Linked DNA regions of Homo sapiens: regions 1, 3 and 4 are each linked to region 2. The links are chromatin contacts, found by Hi-C or POLR2A ChIA-PET in ENCODE. All regions are on one chromosome and are shown on one strand. Each heading gives the region's core, a stretch centred on a gene start or an enhancer-like site at or near the end of the contact. The rest is flanking DNA. Distances are from core to core; before and after follow the strand shown.

The links. Hi-C counts contacts between places; a loop is a spot of excess contacts on that map. ChIA-PET counts read pairs that join two places held with the same protein, here RNA polymerase II (POLR2A). Pooled maps may share reads with other maps.
Region 1: a map of B cell shows a loop between it and region 2 (4-fold over the local background). The contact joins the promoter of TPRN here to the promoter of TRAF2 in region 2. A Hi-C loop is called at or near these places in 1 of 168 maps with a recorded cell type or tissue (B cell), 4 of 37 single-sample maps with no recorded cell type and 10 of 50 pooled maps. POLR2A ChIA-PET finds 5 or more read pairs at or near these places in 2 of 52 experiments (CD4-positive, alpha-beta T cell and activated CD4-positive, alpha-beta T cell).
Region 3: a loop to region 2 is called in a pooled map, with 15 times the contacts of the local background. The contact joins the promoter of SNAPC4 here to the promoter of TRAF2 in region 2. A Hi-C loop is called at or near these places in 10 of 50 pooled maps.
Region 4: a loop to region 2 is called in a map of naive thymus-derived CD4-positive, alpha-beta T cell, with 17 times the contacts of the local background. The contact joins the promoter of RNF208 here to the promoter of TRAF2 in region 2. A Hi-C loop is called at or near these places in 1 of 168 maps with a recorded cell type or tissue (naive thymus-derived CD4-positive, alpha-beta T cell), 6 of 37 single-sample maps with no recorded cell type and 10 of 50 pooled maps. POLR2A ChIA-PET finds 5 or more read pairs at or near these places in 1 of 52 experiments (activated CD8-positive, alpha-beta memory T cell).

The regions. Positions count from the first base shown.
Region 1 is chr9:137,199,491-137,202,609 of GRCh38, forward strand. It overlaps TPRN (taperin), which reads right to left and starts at 1,251. Exons shown (of 4, transcript NM_001128228.3): 1 at 1-1,251. The coding sequence starts at 1,221. RefSeq lists silencers at 853-922, 1,013-1,482 and an enhancer at 1,711-2,239.
Region 2 is chr9:136,884,814-136,887,925 of GRCh38, forward strand. TRAF2 (TNF receptor associated factor 2) reads left to right here and starts at 1,703. Exons shown (of 11, transcript NM_021138.4): 1 at 1,703-1,728. MIR4479 (microRNA 4479) reads left to right here and starts at 1,920; the gene lies at 1,920-1,990. It overlaps LOC105376326 (a long non-coding RNA gene), which reads right to left and starts at 1,441. Exons shown (of 3, transcript XR_930448.2): 1 at 1,285-1,441; 2 at 480-537; 3 at 1-321. RefSeq lists silencers at 1,128-1,257, 1,478-2,287 and enhancers at 1,664-2,399, 2,400-3,112.
Region 3 is chr9:136,398,587-136,401,654 of GRCh38, forward strand. It overlaps SNAPC4 (small nuclear RNA activating complex polypeptide 4), which reads right to left and starts at 1,584. Exons shown (of 24, transcript NM_003086.4): 1 at 1,548-1,584. RefSeq lists enhancers at 1-67, 1,797-2,733 and silencers at 1,242-1,351, 1,422-1,551, 1,622-1,831, 1,982-2,031.
Region 4 is chr9:137,220,912-137,224,076 of GRCh38, forward strand. It overlaps RNF208 (ring finger protein 208), which reads right to left and starts at 1,329. Exons shown (of 2, transcript NM_031297.7): 1 at 1,078-1,329; 2 at 1-827. The coding sequence starts at 301. RefSeq lists silencers at 882-931, 1,872-1,921, 2,232-2,581.

The DNA.
Region 1 (3,119 bases), core at 1-2,500, 310 kb after region 2:
AGCGAGGGCGGTGGCTGTCCTGGGACAGGCCCCCTCCTCGACTGCCCACTGTGCCTCGACCTCCAGGGGGCTCTTCCCGAGGGCAGGCGCACCATCCCCTCCAGGCACCGGCTGGGATCCGAGCTCCTGGCTCGGGGAGGCCGGGCCCAGGTCTCCCTTTGGCAGCTCCACGGACTGCCTCCCCTCAGGAGGAGGAGCCCCGGAGGCCTTGCTCTTGGGGATGACCATGAAAGAATTTCGAGAGTTTGCGCGGAGGCTGGCCAGCGCCCGGGCCTGGAGGTCCCCCAAGGGGATGGTCTCCATAACTGGCTTGGGGGCCGGCCGTATCTCGAAGGAGTCGTTGGTGCTGGTGGCTGCGGAGACGCACTGGCGCTGGCTAGGAGTGGCACTGGCAGGGGGTGAGGCTGGAGTGGCACTCGGGGTCCCGGGGCTGGGGGGCGGGTGGAGGGAGGGATCCCCCGACTCCACCTTTGGCTTCCACTGTCCCGACCCAGGCGGGGAGCCCGCGAGGCGGTTGGCAGGGCCGGCCCGGGGCTCAGGGGCCGAGTGCCCGTTGGAGAGCAGGCGGGCGCCCGCGCCGCGGTGCAGACCCCGGGGGTGGACGGTGAAGGAGTTGCTGCCGGTCTTCTGGAGGAAGTCGCTGCGCCGGGCCCCGGGGCTCGCCCCGCCACCGCGGGGCCCGGGCGCGGCGGGCGGGCTGGGGGCCGCGGGCGGGGGCCGGGGCGGCGCGGGCGGCGGCGGCGGCGGCGGGGGGCGGGCGCGCTCGGGGCTCCCGCGGCGGCGCGGCGCGGCGGGCGGGTCGAACCTCTCCAGTAGGCGGCTGACGCGGCCGGGCGGCGCCCCGTACACCAGCACCTCGGCGGCGCGGATCTGCGCGGCCCCCGGGGCGGGCGGCGCGGGCGGGAAGCCGGGCACCGTCTCGATGATGAGGACGCTGTCGGCGCGGAGGGCGCGCACGCCAGGCACGCGGCGGTACCGCTCCAGCAGCCGCGCCCCCGCCGCGCCCCCGCCGCGCCGCCGCTCGGCCTCCAGCAGCATGAACGGGTTCTCGCGCAGCGGGCCCAGGCTCTCGGCCAGCACCCGCTGCTCGGGCTCCGCCGCCCCGGGCCCCGCGCCCCCGCCCAGCGCGGCTAGCTTGGCCCGCTTCCGCTCCAGGATCTCACGCTTCCAAGCGGGCACCGCAGCGCGCGGCCCCGAGCCCGGCCGCCCCAGGGCGGCCATGCTGCGAACGCGGCAGCGGACGGCTGGACTGAGGGCCGGAGTGGCAGCCGCCGCCGCGGCCAGCCTGGGCGCCGCGGCCACGCCCCCTCCCGGGCCACCGACCATTGGGGAAAGCCCGCTCTCCCCGCCCCGTGCGGGAGGCCCACCTATGGCAGGGGAGGAGGGCGGGCCCCTCAAGTGACCCTACCGATTGGACAACACTCGCCTCAACCCCGCCTCCCAAGGGACTTCATTGGACAACGCCTATCACCGGAGCTGGCCTCCATTGGGGACGGCCCCCCGGACACACCCCGGTGCCTCGCGCCGCTCACTGGCAGACCCCACTTCCGCCTCTGCGCTCTCAGCTCCCGGCGTCCCTGGGGGTAGCCGGGTGCGCGGCCCCTGGACCCTGCGCCCCGAGTGACCTTGGCTGAGCTTGGGACTTCCTCATGCTGCCAGCACCGAGGCCGCCTGTTCCGTCCGCTGAGAGCGCGGTGCAGGAAGGGCGCTGCTCCAGGACCGAAGGCACCCGTGTCCGTGGACGGTGCACAGGCCACACTCTGGCCCGGACCCTGCTTTCACCAGGGGTCCTCCGACCTCCGGCAGGTGCCTGCGGGGCTTGGAAATGCCAATTCTGGAGCCCCGAGCAGCCCCAACGAACCAGTTTCTCAGAAATCCCTAGTTTTTATAGGCTGCCCAGGTGGGAGCCTCTTAACCCAACCTTGCCATCCGTGGTCCCCAAAAAGCATCTGCAGGAGCAGGCACAAAGGAAGCAGCCTCTCCCGCCACACGCAAGCAGGTTCACCAGGGCAGGGCCCTGCATGCTTGGAGAGCTCTCCAATGCATTCAGAGCCAAAAAAAAAAAAAAAAAGCCAGGGTAACGGTGGGCCCCATAGGGCCGACCCCTGTGTCTGATTATTCCACCCTGCTGCCACGTTAAGGTTACTCCTCTCCCATCGGTTGAACGTCCCCTCATCAAGGCTCCGGATACCATGACCCTGAGGGCACAGCCTCCCGGCTGACAAGTCCCTTCTGCCCCAGGGAGGGCTTCAGAGTGCTTCCACAGCCTTTCAAGCCTGCAGACAATAGGGAGATCGCTTGGAGTCACGGGGAGAAGGGGAATTGGAGTGCACGGACATCACCTTCTTTCCATCACCTGCCCTGCAGTCAGCAGCCTGCTCAGTAGACACTGCTGTTTCCCACACCAAGGTCGCCTGGGTCTCTGCAATGATGCAGAACAGATTTTTTTTTTTTAACTTGGGGATGCCCTTCTCAGCTTCTGTGCCCCATGACAGTCTGCAGCAGCCGCTAGCTTAATGCTTGCCTTATTCTCCTGCCACTCCATTAAGCTGGAGAAAATAAACTTTTTCTTTTTCTTTTTTTTTTGAGATAGAGTCTTGCTCTTGTCACCCAGGCTGGAGTGCAGTGGCACGATCTCGGCTCACTACAACCTCCGCCTCCAGGATTCAAGCGATTCTCCTGCCTTCGCCTCCCAAGTAGCTGGGGTTACAGGTGCCCACCACAACGCCCGGCTAATTTTTGTATTTTTAGTAGAGACGGGATTTCGCCATGTTGGCCAGGCTGGTCTCGAACTCCTGGCCTCATGATCTGCCTGCCTTGGCCTCCCAAACTGCTGGGATTACAGGCGTGAGCCACTGGGCCTGGCCAGAATAAACTTTCATTTCAGCTTTCCAGAAGCCAAGTGTCTCCTCCCTTAGGGCCCTCCTCAAATCACCTTTCTAAAGGAAGCATCTGATGTTCATCACTTCTACCCTAGTAGGGTTGCCCAATTCTGAACTACCAAAATAAAACAGGGGAACACACAAAACACAAAATCTAGAAATAAATAACATTACGAGGAAACTCACTCCCACTGTTCAGCTTGAATCTGGCTTTGACAAAAGTTATGCCAATCCCAG
Region 2 (3,112 bases), core at 453-2,952:
AGCCTCCCAAAGTGCTGGGATTATAGGCATGAACTGCCACGTGAACCCTTTCTCATCCCGAGCTGGCTGCTGCAGACTCAGGACAGCTTTGAGCCTCCCAGGTGCAGCCAGGAGGAGACGCCTTCTTACGTTTGAGAGCTCAGTTAGTTCCTGGGCTTGAGCAACCTCACTGAGCCTGCAGGTGCGGACTTGGGACGTTTCCATGGCTGCTTGCAGCAAACTCAGGGGTGATGACGTTGATGGAATCCGATGGCTTCCTGAGTTCCATCTCAAGGCCTTGCTGTCCCAGGAATGTGGGTTTGGGGCGGAGGGGAATTCCAACTGCAAACCAAGTAACATATATGAAATGTGGCATTGGCGCCTGGGGACAGCGTGGCCTGTGTAAATTATGCAACTTCAAAGCCTGCCCTGTTTTGCAGTGTATTCCATCCTTGAGGAGTCCCGTGGTCTCAGGGTCTGAATGCTTGGAGGAGACTTACCTCCGTGAACGTTTCCTTCTCTGCAAAGCGGGGTGAAAGGTCTCCATTTCACCAAAGGCTGGATGGAGAGGGGGTGGTGTGTCCAGTGCTAGCCCGTGCACCGCCAGAGAGAACCTGCTGCAGCTCCCGTTCTCCTGGGCAGATGACAGTGCCGCCTCCCCCATGCAGCCCACAGGACTCCTAGGGCAGCCCCTGTTTTGGCCGCCAAGGCCACTGTTTTCATTTGAGTGTCTGGAGGCCATAGGTTGTGTTTTCACTTGAGGTCGGGAGTTCAAGACCAGCCTGGCCAACATGGTGAAACCTCGTCTCTATCAAAAATACAAACATTAGCCGGGCGTGATGGCGGGCGCCTGTAGTCCCAGCTACTCGGGAGGCTGAGGCAGGAGAATCGCTTGAACCCGGGAGGCGGAGGTTGCAGTGAGTCGAGATCGCGCCACTGAACTCCAGCCTGGGCGACAGAGTGAGCCTCCGTCTCAAAAAAAAAAATAAATAAAGTGCACAACCCAGTAGATTAGCACACCGGCCATGTCGGGCGGCCGTCACCACTGTCCGGTTGCAGAGCATTACCTCACCCCAAAAGGAGACCCCATAGCCTTAATACCTTACTTAAGTGTGCAGTATTCTTTTAGTCCTGTTTCTCATAAATGTTACCCAAATTGAGGCGCCGCTCTGCGCCCGGCACCGGGGGAGGCGGAGGGACCCGCAGGTGTCGGGTAGGTGCGGCCGCCCCGCCAGGGCCCCGCGTCCCGCGCGCGACGCGCGCCTCGTGGGAACCGGTGTCGCCCGGCTTGGGCTCCCGGCTCACCTCTCGGGTGTGCGGCAGGGGTCTCCGCCCCGGGGCCACGGGAGGGGAAGCAAGGGCCTCGCTGTCTCGCCGCACCTGGGGAAGGGACCCAATTAGCGCGGACCCCACAGCGCAGCACCTCACCAGCTCCCCGCACCAACGCCCCGGCGCGCTCTTTGAGGAAAAAGCAGAGGGCGACTTAGGTACCCACGCCGTCTCAGCGCCGACCAATCGGCGCACGCTGCGGCTCCTGCGGGCTCGCTGGTTGGCTCCGGCGTCAGTCCGTCAGGCGCGCTCGGAGCGGGGCGTATCTGGCCAATGGCTCTCGCTACAGCTTCCTGAGGGCTGGCTGGTTGGCTCCCATGTCCGTCCGTCAGGCGCACGCGGCGGAGCGGCGGCGGCGGCGGCGGCGTTGGGGGCGGTAGCTGGGCGGGCCCTTAGTTCCGGGCGCGCTGCGACCGTTGGGTGAGGCGAGCGCGGGGTCGGGTGCGGGGTCGGGCGCGGGCGCGGGGTCGGGTGCGGGGTCGGGCGCGGGGTCGGGCGCAGGCGCGGGCACCTCTCAGGGAGACTCCGGGCCGGAGCGGGAGCGGGGGCGGGAGAGGCCGCGGGGCGGGGGCGGGGCCAGCCCGAGGGGATTTCTCTGAGCCGCTGGGCCGGAAACCAAGTCCGAGCGTGGCTGGCGCGGGAAAGTTCGGGAACGCGCGCGGCCGTGCTCGGAGCAGCGCCAGGGCACGGTCCGGGGTTTTGCGCGGGGTCGCGGCTCCCAGTACCGCCTGAGGCCCGTGGGCGGCCCACCCGGCCCTGCCCCGTCCCGGGTCCGTCGCTCCCCCGCACCCTGTCGCCCCTCCACGCTCAGCTGTGGGCCCCTCGTGTCCCCGAAGCCCCGCACCCTCAGCCGGCTGCGTGCTCGGGAGGGTCAGGGGCGCCTCCGACCCCTGAGTTTGCCAGCGCCCCCCAGCCAGGGGTCGGGGAAGACCAGTGAGGCTGGGGGCGGAGCCGACTCTGCTGCCTTCCTGCCCAGTGGCTGGGGAGACCCAGGCTGAGCCTGGGTGAAAAGTCCCTCTGGCTGCTGGGAGGGTCGGGGGCAGCAAGGAGCCAGTGCGGGGATGGGCTGCGGTGGACCGGGCCGGGATCGGGGCCGGGGCCTGGTCCTGGCAGTAGCAGGGGATGTTTGTGGAAGGTAGAGCCGAGAAAAAGAGGAGTTGCAATGTCTGCAAGAATCTGGCGTGAGCAGCTGAAGGCTGGTGCTTCCTAGGCCAAGATGAAGGAGTCACAGCGCCCATGGCCTCTCGGGAGGCGGCCAGATGGGCAGCCTGGGGTCAGGGGAACGGTCAGGGCCAGAGCTGGGTATTTTGGAGTTGTCATTTTGAGGCCCCGAGGGCTGAGGGTCAGTGCAGAAGAGCACCAAGCCTCCACTCGGTGTAGGGCCGACAGGGGGTGGGGTGTCTGGCAGCCGGTGAAGACGGGGCTCGGAGGAGGAGGGAGTCTGGTCTGGGTCAAGTCAAGGGAAACTAGGACTGAGAACGGACCCTGCTCTGTGGCCACATGATTTTGAAGGGACGGAATTACTGCCCTGTAACTCAGTCTCTCTCCCTGTTAATAGCCCTAGTTTTTAATAAGAGGAACTGAATGTATTAATGGGTGGACACTTGTAAGGTTCAAGATCTCCTCTTCTACCACGCTTGCTTCTGATACTTTTGTATAAACAGTTGTTAAGAGTTTAGGTTGTTATCAAGCTTCTATTTGGTATTATTTTGAGCCTGAAAAAGATGGGGTTACATATAAAATTGTAATTTTATTTATTTATTTTTTGAGATAGTTTTGGTCTTGTTGCCCAGGCTGGAGTGCA
Region 3 (3,068 bases), core at 334-2,833, 490 kb before region 2:
AGAATCGGGGAACCCTGGGACAGGAACCTCAGACCCCACAAACTCCTGCTATGTGCTCTGCCAGGAGCCTAAGCCCCAAGAACATCTCCCGCCTGCTCTGAGGCTGCAACCAGCACAGGCAGGGAGTGGATGAACAAGGACAGGCCCCACTGTCCCGTCTCTGCTCCCACACCAAGCCACATGGAAACTGGCCACCCAGCGTAGAAGGTGTGGGGTGCAGTGGCAAAGTCACTACAGGGCAAGGACACAGCCCGTGACCCACTTTGGCCATCCTGCTCTCCCATGACACAGAGCCGGACCACAGAGGGCATTTGAGAAACGTTCACAGAGACACACACTGAGACTGCCCAGGTGGCAGGCACTAACAGCATGGTTGGGAAGGAAGCTCCCAAAGGGAAGGCTGGCTGTTCTCTGTACATCCAGAACAACGCCTGGAACGTGGCAGTGCCTGACACTAACAAATGTTTGTCAAGCTTTTTTCTTAGGAACTGTGGTCCAGGAAGTCTGAAGGGAGAAGGACGCTAGAGAGAGAGTGGGAGAATGAAACATTAGCAGAGAAAATCTAAAGGAATCACTAGCACAGACCCGGGAGCCCAAAACACCCAACAACAAAGAGAAACGCCCTCCCCCGTCCTTGGCGTGGCTCTCCCTGCTGGAGGCTGACTGGGGCCCTGCCCAACTGGAACAAAACCAAAGCATCCACCCGCGAGCACCGTTAGCCGCATCAGCAGCCCAGGTCCCCTCACTCCTTCACAAAGCCCCTTGTTTATGCCCGAAATGCTTGTGAACCTGTAAACTCAGTTAACAGCCGGCCAGAGGCAGAGCTGGCAGCGACCGCAGGCTGGTTCAGCGCCTCCGGGCCGGCGGAGACGCTTTCCTCTGGAAGCCTCACACGAGGCTGCTGCCTCCCCCTCCCCGTGTCGCTCAGGTGAGCAATGATCAGCAGGAAGGAGGTCAAAGTCACACGTGCTGAGCCACTGACATCAGGGGCTGTCCCTCTCCCCGCACCCCTCTCCCAAGGGCTGGTCATGAGGGCTGCCCACCAAGACGGAGCGCAGCAGGCGGTCCCTCCAGCCCCAGCTGCGGGGACGCCACCCAGACTCGGCTGGGCCCAGGGAACCCCAGGATGCGCCAGGACGATGGGCGTTTAGGCACTGGCTTGGGAGACAGACCCGGCCCAGGCCCAGTTCCGCCTCCTGCTCGCTGCGTGAACTGGGGAAACCCCCTCCGAGGCTCGGCCACCGCGGAATCGCCGGCGCAGTCCCCGAGACGCACGCGGGCGCCCTGCAGCCGGGGCCGCCCCGCCGGAGCCTCCTCGGAGCCCGCAGCCCGCTCCCAGCCGAGGGGCTCCCAGGGCCAGAATCCCCGCGCGCCCAGGCTCGGCCGGACGGGGGCCACGCCGGGCCTCAGTTTCCCCGACTTTGGGCGCTGCCCCGCCCCCGTCCCGGGCCTCGGCTATCCGCTCCTCGGGACAGCGCCCCCTCCACGGGGAGAGCCCTGAAGCTGCCGACGCCACCCGCGCCTCACCTGCTGGGCGCACACCTTACCTGGCCGCGCGGACCCCGCCGTCGCCCGGGCGACTGCAGACTCGACGCTTCCGGCGGCTGCAGAACAAGAGCGCCGCGCGCCGGAAGTCCCGCCTCCTGAGGCGCGGGGCACGCCGGGACGGCCGCTGCGGCCTGCCGGGACTAGAGAGGCGAACGGCTCGATGCTGCCCTCGCGCGGCCGCCCTGGGGGCCGCCTCCGCGCGCTCTGGAGGGGCGCGGGTGGACGCGGGACCTCAAGGCAGGGGACAGACAGGGACAGGCACCCGGCCACCTGGTCACGATCCGGAAGACCGGCCCTTACTGGCTGTGACCTTCGGCCATCGCTGGACCTCTCTGTGCTTGTTTCATCCTCTGTTAACGGACATGTTGGGGTTTGGTTAAGCAACGGATGAGAAAGTCTACGTGAAAGGCTTTTTCCCCAGCCTGCCCTGCATGCTCAGGATCGCCGAGGCCAGGCCGATCTCCAGGCACGTGCAGGAGACTGAGGCCAGAGGGTGGGGGCCCGCACCACACAAACTCGCTTCCCTGGTCACCTGTGCACACCCTCTGGGGTCTCCTGGCCTGGAGAGCTGCCCCGGGGCCCTCCCCTAAGTGGGCATTCATTCCTTCAGGAACGTGCCAGGGCTAACTCGGCCGGGAGCTGGGCAGGGGCCTACAGTTCCTGGCTCCTGAGAGCTTCTAAGTATCGGTGCTGCAAAGACATCCTGGGCCCAGCCAGTTGAGGGGGCCTCCACTCCAGCCTGGGGTGAGCTAGGGGCATCAGCTGGAGAACTATAAAGAGGGTTTGCCCTGCCTACCTAGGAGGTGGGCTTTTGGTGGCAAAGGGCTAGGCCCAGGTGAGGCCAAACTGGGAGCTAGGGATTGGCAAGAAACAGATGGAGGGGATGGAACCAGGCGGCTGGGGGCTCCTCGAGCGCCTCGTTTCAGTCCCTGCATCGGGCTTGAAATCTGGAGGCAGAAGGCAGGCACTAAATACCGCGCCACAAATTGTATTTTTAAACTTCTTACTATCAAACGCTTCAAACACAGACATCAAAAGAGAGGGGTGCGCAAAACCCACATGCCCATCCCCACCGCGCTTCCCTGGGCCCCACCTGCTCCATGAGCTGCTGGCATGAGGGCCAGGGGACCACCCCACTTCACACGCATCTGGTGGATGGGACCCGCCTGGCGATCTGGCCTTTGTGACCCCCACCCCATCAAATGCTGTCTCTCCCAAAGGGCCTCAGGGAAGGCCTGTGGCCTGAGGCATCCTCCCCAGATGCCCCCATCCTGCTGCTACAGGGCTCCCAGAGCTGCCTATACACTCAGAACCTCATTCCGGCACTTCCCAACCACAGCACCCTGTCTCAAGTCAGCTCTGCCAACAGAATCCAGAGCCTGCTTTCACCAACCAGCAGGAGCAGGAGGCGCATAGGGCTACGCAGCAGGACCGCTCCACAGTGACTGCTGGAAAGCTCTGGCCTTCACCTGTAGCTAAGGCTAGGGGTCTAGCAATTCAGACGCCTTGTTTGAAAAATT
Region 4 (3,165 bases), core at 79-2,578, 340 kb after region 2:
CCTTACGGGGCCGCCGTGGCAGTGGCGGGGTATGGGGTGCCCCTTCCAAGGCAGGCATGTCCCCCCCACAGGCCTGGTTGACAATGATCTCTGTGTCTGAGGGCCAGGCACGCTTGGGTGCCAGAGTTGGGGTGGGCCGGGGAGCAGGCGGGAAGCAGGGGGCAGCCGGTAGCTCAGGGAACTTTTCAGGGTGGACAATCTTCATGGCCTCCATCTTGAGGATGACATGGGGACCCTTCAGGCAGGACATGAGGAGGCCCGGCCAGCCACTGCCCGCCTCGGGCCCGGGGTCAGAGGGCATCCGGCTGTCTCCAGTCAGACTGGATGTTCGGGTGGGTGGGGGCGTTGTGTGGGGCTGGGGGGCAGGTGACAGGGCAGCATCCTGGTCCCGCCAGGCCTGGGGGGGGCCCCGGACGGCCCGTGGACTCCTAGGGACAGCCGGCGAGAGTTGGGGGTGCAGGGCCCCCCCCAGTGGCCACAGTGGCTTCTCTGGTCCAGTCCTGGGAGGAGGAGGAAGGGGTGGGGGAGGGGGAGGCAGGCGGGGGCAGGGAGGGGTGGGAGGCTGCCCTGGGCTGGGGGTCTGGCCCAGGGTCTCACCCAGGGTCTCTGGCTGCTGAGGCTGGCGAGGGGGCGCGGGGGGGGCTCCCCCTGCAGCCGAGGTCAGCAGGCCGCGGGCCGGGACATCGGGGCAGGCAGGGGCTGGGTGGGCCCCATGGCTCCAGGACAGGGCGCCCAGGGAAGGCAGCTAGCCGAAGCGCTGGCTGCAGGAGGACCGGGGCGGCAGGCTCCGCGGCAGGAGCAGAGGCGAGGCCTGGGCCAGGCCTGAGCTGCAGGTGAGAGACGGCATGAGGGCAGTGCCCCGGCCACCCCCACCCTAGCCCTCGCCCTGCACAAAGGACCGGGCGCCCGACCTCTGACCCTGACCTCAGCCGTGGGATCCCGACCTCCGCGGGCCTCAGAACCCAACCCCCTCCCCGGTCCCCGCCTCCAAGGCCAGACGCACCTTCCCGAGGGCCGACCCCCGTCGCGTGGGGAGGGGCGCTGAGTCCGCCCCCGGCCCCCGCCCCCTGCGCTCACCTGCCCCAGCCTGGCGTCCCGGCCGCGCGCCGCCGCCGCAGAGGTTGTCTCAAAGGCAGGCCCGGACGCGGCGCCCGCGCCTCGGCCCGGCAGCTCGGGGGGCTCCGGCGGCTCCGGCGGCGGCCGCAGCGACCTCAGGCGATGGCGGGGCCCGGGCGGCACCGAGGGGCGCGGGCGCGGGCGTGGGGCGCGGGGCGCGGGTTTCGGCACGGCGGCGACGGCGGCAGGTGCGTGCGGAGCGTGGCGCGCTCTGCGGCGGAGGCGCGGGGACCGCAGTGCGCGCGGCGCCCGCCCGCGCCCGCAGCGCCACCCCCCGTCTGGGGACCCGCGCGGGGTCCGCGGGGCGGGGCCAGCCTCCCGGCCGCCCCTCGGTCCGCTCCCGGCGTCGCTCTCGCCCGCGGACTGCGTGGGGGGCAGGACCCCCGCGTCGCCCCCAGTTCTCTCCAGGCTGATCCTGGGTCCTGGTCAAGCCCCCGCCCCCCCAGATTCAGGAGGAGAATCCGGCTGTTCTCCTCCCTCACAGTAGGAGGCCTCAGGACTCTGGAGTGAGAGGGAGGGGACCTGCGCGGAGGATCCCAGGGGAGCTGGTTCCAGGGCCCACCGGTGCCTTCCCCCGTCCCCGGCCCCCCGCCCCATGGGAAGGCCCCGAGTCCTCCAGCTCCGCCTGTGCCCGGTGCCGTAGCTCAGATAGATCGCTGTGACTCTAAGGGGCAAGAGCGGGGCGGGCGGAGCGGATCAGAAGGCCGAGGCCGGTGGACGGACGGGTCCGGTGGGAGTGCGCGAAGGACAGGCTGGCAGCCCAGTGCGGGGTGGAGGCGGCCCTGAGGACCGCACCTGCCCGGACAGGGTGGCCCCTGGCACTCCAGCGCGCAGGCCCGGGCCTCTCCGCTTCCTCACCCGGGGCTTCCCTGCCCTCCTGGGTCCGCCTTCTGCCTGTGGAGCCCTCGGGCTTGCTGGTCACCGTGAGGCAGGGGACCAGGGCTTCGAGGGCCTCCGCTGCCACGCTGTGACCAGCTCTGGCCCCGCACCTGGCCCTGGACATCCTGGCCTCCTTCAGCTCCTCTCTCCGCTGGACTGGCCAGACCGCACCTGCTCTAGGCAGAGCCCCAGGGCCTGCAGAGTGCTGAGCCCAGAGGGGACGGTGCCGCTGGTGCGGGAGCTCGCGTGGGCAAAACAGGCTGGAGGAGCAGCCCTGCGCATAGGGTCTGGCTTGGCCCCTCTGTGGGGCCTCGGGCGAGTGTCACTCAGAAGAGCAATAGGGAGAGGTGTGCGGGTGACAGGGGCGCTGCTGGAGGGGTCCTTACGGGGCCCTGGCAAGATGGTGGGGCAACTGAGGCAGCCTGGGCCTGGGGAGGGCCGGGAGCCCAGCTCCGCCGCAGACTCTGCTCACCGACCCGGCGTGCGCCCGAGGAAGCACCAGGCCGCAGGCCCCGCCCCCTCAGCGAGACCCCACCCCGTAGGGGATGAGATCCCGCCCCCGCCACGAGGCCCCGCCCCCCAGGCCAGGCCTTTTCAGACCCGCCATTCAGAGCTGGAGAACCCCAAGCCGAGTATTGGTCACATCCGAACCGGGTCTTTCGGGAAACCCCGGAGCGCGTGGGCTTCTGGGCAATAATATTTCCACGGCCGGTTCCTGCCTTGTTTGCGCATGCGCCATAGGCGCCACTCAAGTGGCAGGCAGGGAGGTGGGCGGGACTTCCGGCGCCTGCGCAGTGGACTTCCGTCGCCGGCCTCTCAAGTTTTGGGTCCCCAGGAGCACCCAGTTCTCCCCAAATCGGGGCCGGGTTGCCTGAACTCATGTCCCGACCGGTCTGACTGGCCCTACACAGGCCACGTCTGACTGGAACCCGCCCTTCCTGGTGCTCCCCTGGGCCCCAAGGGCCCCACTGCCGTGGGTCGTCCCCGCGGCACTCGCCAGTGCCCGCTGCACCCCTGCCTGCGCCGGTGCAGATGGAGCCTGGGTTCGGCTGGAGGCGGGGGGCCCAAGGTGGGGACGCTGGGGGGGCGCGTGTGGCCCCCACGCCCGCCAGCCAGAGGGTAACTGCAGTTTGAGAAATGAGCTAAAAATGTCAGTAGTGTCTAAAGCCC